Linked DNA regions of Homo sapiens: region 2 is linked to region 1. Evidence: chromatin loops called from intact Hi-C (ENCODE). Cell type or tissue: PC-3. All regions are shown on one strand. Links, peaks and the distances in the headings refer to the core of each region. The heading gives the core; the rest is flanking DNA.

Region 1 (2,927 bases), core at 216-2,715:
TGGGCAAAGGTTAAGACTAGACAATTCTCAAAACAAGATATATAAATGGCCAACAAACATAGGAAAAAAATGTTTAACATCACCAATTATCAGGGAAATCCAAATTAAAACCACAATGAGATACCATCCTACTCCTGCAAGAATGGTCATAATTTAAAAATCAAAAAATAATAGATGTTGGTGCGAATGTGATGAAATAGGAACACTTTTACACTGCTGGTGGGAATGTAAACTAGTATAACCACTATGGAAAACAGGACGGAGATTCCTTAAAGACCTAAAAGTAGAACTACCATTTGATCCCTCAATCCCACTACTGGGTATCTGCCTAGAAGAAAAGAAGTCATTACATGAAAAAGACACTCGCACACTCATGTTTATAGCAGCACAATTTGCAAATGCAAAAATATGGAACTAGTCTAAATGCCCATCAACCACCCAGTGGATAAATAGAATGTGAGATAGATAGATAGATAGATAGATAGATAGATAGATAGATAGATAGATAGACAGATAATGGAATACTACTCAGCCATAAAAAATGAATGAAATAATGGCATTCACAGCAACCTGGATGGAGTTGGAGACTATTATTCTAAGTGAAGTAACTCAGGAATGGAAAACCAAATATCGTATGTTCTCACTTATAAATGGGAGCTAAGCTATGAAGATGCAAAGGCATAAGAATGATATAATGGATTCTGGAGACTTGAGGGCAAGAGTGGGGCAGAGGTGAGTGATAAAAGACTACAAATTGGGTACAGTGTTCACAGCCCGGGTGATGGGTGCACCAAAATCTCAGAAATTGCCACTAAAGAACTTACTCATGTAACCAAAAACTACCTGTAGCCCAAAAACTATTGAAATAATGACCAAAAAAAGGGGTGTGTGTGTGTGTGTGTGTGTAATAATCCAGGAAAGGGGCTGGGCAACCAGGGAAGTAGGTAGAAATATAGATAAAATAAGATTGGCCATGAGTTAATGATTGCTGTCAGTGTGGGAGATGGGTAAATGGGGAGGTCCATTGCACTATTCTCCTATCTTTATGTATGTTTGAAATTTTTATTACTAATAATAAATTTTTAATTGATTAGGCTTTGGAGCCAAATTGCCTGGGTTTGAATCCCAATTCAACTATTTAATAGCCATATAACCTTGAGCAAATTAAAGCAAGTTGTGAAACCTCTCTGTAACTCAGCTTCCCTATCTATAAAATAGGAGTGATACAAAGTCATTACTTCAATGGGTTGTTATGAAGATTAAGTGAAGTAATGTATGTAAGGTACTTAAAACAATTCCTGACATATAGTAGACACTTAAATGCTAGCTATTATAGTGTTCAGGGTCCACAAAATTGGTTGAAACCCTGACTTAGAATTTCTGGGCATTCAAACCCGTAAGACTGGCTCATGAGAAATCATTATTACTTCTCAATGAGGAGCACAATATAAATCCAACAACTTCCTTCTCTCACACACAACAGCTAAATAAGACTACGAAGACTGGTCAATCTTTCAATGCTCAACATTTTGACACTCTCTGCTGCTCCCAGTAGAGGCTTCAGGTCAATGTCACATTCTTATCTGTACTCCCCATGAAACGGCTGGGTTTCTTCTCTCACCACCACCTTTAGGGGGCAGCCCATAAGTATCTCGCTGAGACCTCTAGTGGTTGTGTTGGTTAGCAGAAAACACAGTGGACAGGAGTCAAAAGCCCTAGCTAGATTCTTATACTGTCTTTGTTCCTGAATCGCTGTATGACCTTGAAGAATCGCTTGCTCTTCCCAGAATTTAGATAACATAATGTTGACAACATTTTTGGAACTCTTGTCTGAAAATTCTCTTTAGAGACTATTAGAAAATTATTTGGAGCACCTTTTGCTAACGGCTAAGTCTTCAGCCTTTGAGGGTAAAATCATACTTACAGACAAGATCATTTGAATGAAATGCACAATAAAGCTGTCTCTGGTTTAAAACCAGGTGTAACTATTAATAAGGGAGACAATTTATTTTAAAAAGCATAGATTGACTTTTTAAAACATTCTAAAAGAAAGGCAGTAACAGAATTCTCAGATCAAATGTAAATAGTTTCTTTAGAAGATGTCTGCAGAGAACTTTTGGGGGGTGATGTTTATTAATTTTTCTTTAAACCAAGTTCATTAGTTTTAAATCTCACCTTAAGCAGAATCATAGTCTTTCATTTACAAAACACTTGGATGTATGGGTTTTGTCCTTTGTGCAGATGTAGTTATATAGGTTAAATTACAAATCAAAAATCATCAAATTATTTGTATTTCAATTAAACAGCTTAAAGAAACTCATAGGTACAAGTAGGAGCTAGGGCAGTTGTGTTGCACCCTGTGTGAAATGGAACTAATAATAGTGTCTCTACGGCCGGGCACAGTGGCTCACACCTGTAATCCCTATGCTTTGGGAAGCTGAGGTGGGAGGATAAGTTGAGCTCAGGATTTGGAGACCAGCCTTGGCAACATAGGGAAGCCAAGTCTCTACAAAAAAGAAAATGTAATAAGCCAGGTATGGTGGCATACACCTGTGGTACCAGCTACTTGGGAAGCTGAGGTAGGAAGATTGGTTGGGCCCAGGAGGTCAAGGCTGCAGTGAGTCATGACTGTGCCACTGCACACCAACCTGGGTGACAGAGTGAGATCCTATCTCAAAAACATTTTAAAAATAGATAGGTCGTTGAATGTGGGCTAATTTTTTTAATTTTTTAAAAATTAAAGGTTTTTTAAGGATTAAATGAGTTAATATATATAAAGTATTTAGATAGCTTATAATAAAAGTCAAGTAAGTATTAACTACTATGAACTTTATGAATATTTCACTGTTTCCAGTTCTCAAAAATGTAAATATCTCATTTAGTTTCATTTTTCATTCATCCTGCTTATGGCAAATGTGGATTCATAT
Region 2 (2,927 bases), core at 280-2,779, 110 kb after region 1:
GGCAGGGAGGGGCAGTGCACCAGGATAAGGCCTGGTTGCCTAGGTCTAAGGACGATACTGGAAGTAGATGGTGTCCCCTGCCAGTGTTAGAGACCTGCATCATTAAACCTGTATTTGTCCAATCCTAAACCCATTCTTTCTAACTTTAGTACTTTAATTTATGTGGATTATAGAGGTACAATGATTTCAAACAATGGGCTATAGTATTCTGAAAAGGACCTTGAGATTTCTGAAGTTAAAAAAAGAAGATATAGAAAGCAGTTCTCCTCCTTATACTGGTTGCCTTATTTCGCTGAGGAAGGAAACTGAGCTACCAAATCTACTGTTATTAAATTTACACTTATTTACCTTCATTCAGATGTCGTCCTATGAACTTAGATTTTAGATGGACTCAGAGAAGTACCCCGATTGCCTTTCCTGTCAGAAAGCAACATTGGAAGTAAGTACACAAGGTGCTGCACTGCCAGGCAATGCCTTCTTGTCCATCGTCACGGTGCCTAGGAGGAACTGGGATTCCTTGTCCCAGGGGCCAATTTCTCAAACCAAAAAAAAAAAAAAAAAAAGATTCTAAATAGGTTTGCCTCCTGCCTCCCGCAAGGGAGACTGGCACACAGCTAATGGGCTCCAGCAGGACCCTCAGAGCCTGAAAGATGTACCATAATTTCCCTTTTGTGACTAACAGCAGTTCCCTGGTGCGTCACACAGCATTTTACATGTAGCGATGAATGGTTCATTAGCTCATTCCTCATCCTCTAAGCTGTGTGTAAGCTGGATTCCTTCTTCAGTGTGTTCATTTAACTTTTCTTCTTTTTTCCTCAATTTTTCTTTTCTTTCAGTTTCATTTGGATGCCTTTAAAAAAAAAGTCATTCTGTACTTTTGCCATTCTAAAGTCACCACAATCTCTCCATTCTCATTGTTTAATAAAGCCATTTTCCTTCTTGTGAGTCTCTCCCCTTCAATTATTCACAACACTCTCCTGTAGGATGATGTGTGTCACTATCAGCTGACCTGACCTCACTGTGGTCATCTTTTTTACTCCATCTGCCTTGTGACTGAAAAACACTGTAACACCTAAATTACATTATAAATTATAGATGGAGACAATTGAAGATTGTGATATAGGCTAGAAATAAGCCTTTGTTTGTTTTAGCTTAGATGGTCGTGGAGGGGTGGATGGGCTTATGATGTGTAGTTAAATCAAACATCCAAAAATGCATGATAACAACTGCAAAGACTGAAATAGAAGCTCCAACAGACCAGCCCACCTCTGAGGAGAGCCAGAGAAATGAAGGGATCAGAGAGAATGGAGGAGGATGAAAATACCAGTGAAAGAGCTGCTTCTGTTTATGTCTACTCACCAGATATACAAATTACTAATGATGAGCAACACTACAAGCAAATCTTTTAATCATGCCTTTTTCTAGCTACCAGTGATGACAGCAGCATTGGCAAGTCTCCCAGAATGGCACATGTGAGAGTTCCTCTATCTGATAGTAGGTAGTGTGGATATCAAGTACTATCTGATGTAGCAAAACTTCTTTTAATTTAGGAAATTATCATTTAATCAGACACAGTTTGTTCCATTCTGAATGGTTGTATTTTGTTCTTGGTTGAGTTCATGGATTAGAATAACCCAGGACATGAAAACCTAACCCATGATAAGATTTAGAATTGCTTGCTGTTAAGGATCTTCAAAAAAGTTTCACCTACTTTGAATGTACCTACTTTGAAAATTTAAAACACAGGAAAATTAAAATTAAGTATACAAAGTAAATATATATAAAAATTCTTTCCTGCAGTTACTTTCATCTGAGTTTTTTCCCACTGAACTATACATGGATTCTTTAATTTTTTTTAACTTAGGAGAGTTTAGTAATTATGAACTATGAATTTTTTCTTCCTTTTTAAAAAAAGTAATTATAATTCAAAAGAATCAGGAAAAAATCCACCAGCAAATAGAACTGAAATATGTTCTAAAAGATTAATGTTACTTCTCCAACATGTTTAACTATTAATGTGATATACAGTTTAAATTAATTTATTTCACCTCTAAATTTTGAATATTTTAAAATTACTCTTTGTTCACTATAACTAATAGTAGCTGCTGGCATTTCCTTCTCCAAACATCACTAGACTTTAAAGTTCTAGTGATTCAGACAAGGCTTTTTTCTCTATTTGAAAATACCAAAACTATTTGCTCCCTGAGAGAGGGGATATTGTCTTACTCATTATCTGTCTCTAGTACCACCTAATTCAAAGTGGATAGTCAATAAATATTTTTTGAAATCAAATGAAAATTTTTTTAAAGACAGGGTCTTGCTCTGTCACCCAGGCTGGAATGCAGTGGTGTGATCAGGGCTCACTGCAGTCTCAATCTCCTGGGCTCAACTGATCCTCCCACCTCAGCCCCACTAGTAGCTGGGACCACAGGTGTGAACCACCATGCCCAGCTAATTTTAAAATTTTTTTTGTAGTCAATGTATTGCCCAGGCTGGTCTCAAATTCCTGAGCTCAAGCCATCCTCTGGTTTTGGTCTCCCAAAGTATTGGGATTACAGGAGTGAGCCATGACCAGGCCAAATGAAATTTAAAATCAACTTTAAGCTCTCAAAATTTGCCACTTGTGAATAGCAGACTAAAAAAACAAAAATAAAACCTCATTCTCCCTATGACAATGGAAACCCAAATGCCTAGCATCACCAAAATATATTAACATCTTAAATACCTAATTTATTATTTAAGGCATAACTCAGATACCAAAGGAATATAGTGTTCTGGTAAAAATAAGATCTTAATAATTTAGGCCAATAAAGGAGCCTACCAGCTTGACTAAGTACAATGGCGCATTATTTTACTACAGTACTGTTGTTCTAATTTATTCAGCATCTACATATGCAGACCTTAAAGGTGTTTTAATGTATAGCAAG

What was found. A loop is a pair of places that touch in the nucleus more often than their neighbours do. Peaks named below come from ENCODE experiments on the same cell type or tissue, not always from the same donor. Only the 100,000 strongest peaks of a DNase experiment are listed, where the experiment ranks them.
Region 2: it touches region 1 in a loop (4-fold over the local background); 2 of 110 quality-filtered maps call a loop at or near these places.

The regions. Positions count from the first base shown.
Region 1 is chr4:123,563,669-123,566,595 of GRCh38, reverse strand. No RefSeq gene overlaps it. Among named protein-coding and RNA genes, the nearest start is that of LINC02435, 43 kb to the right of the region's middle. RefSeq lists an enhancer at 1,390-1,891. In PC-3, for the core only: CTCF peaks have their summits at 1,451 and 1,653; a DNase peak (open chromatin) is centred at 1,645.
Region 2 is chr4:123,451,271-123,454,197 of GRCh38, reverse strand. No RefSeq gene overlaps it. Among named protein-coding and RNA genes, the nearest start is that of SPRY1, 56 kb to the right of the region's middle. In PC-3, for the core only: no CTCF peak of the experiment used is centred there; a DNase peak (open chromatin) is centred at 1,447; H3K27ac peaks cover 473 bases.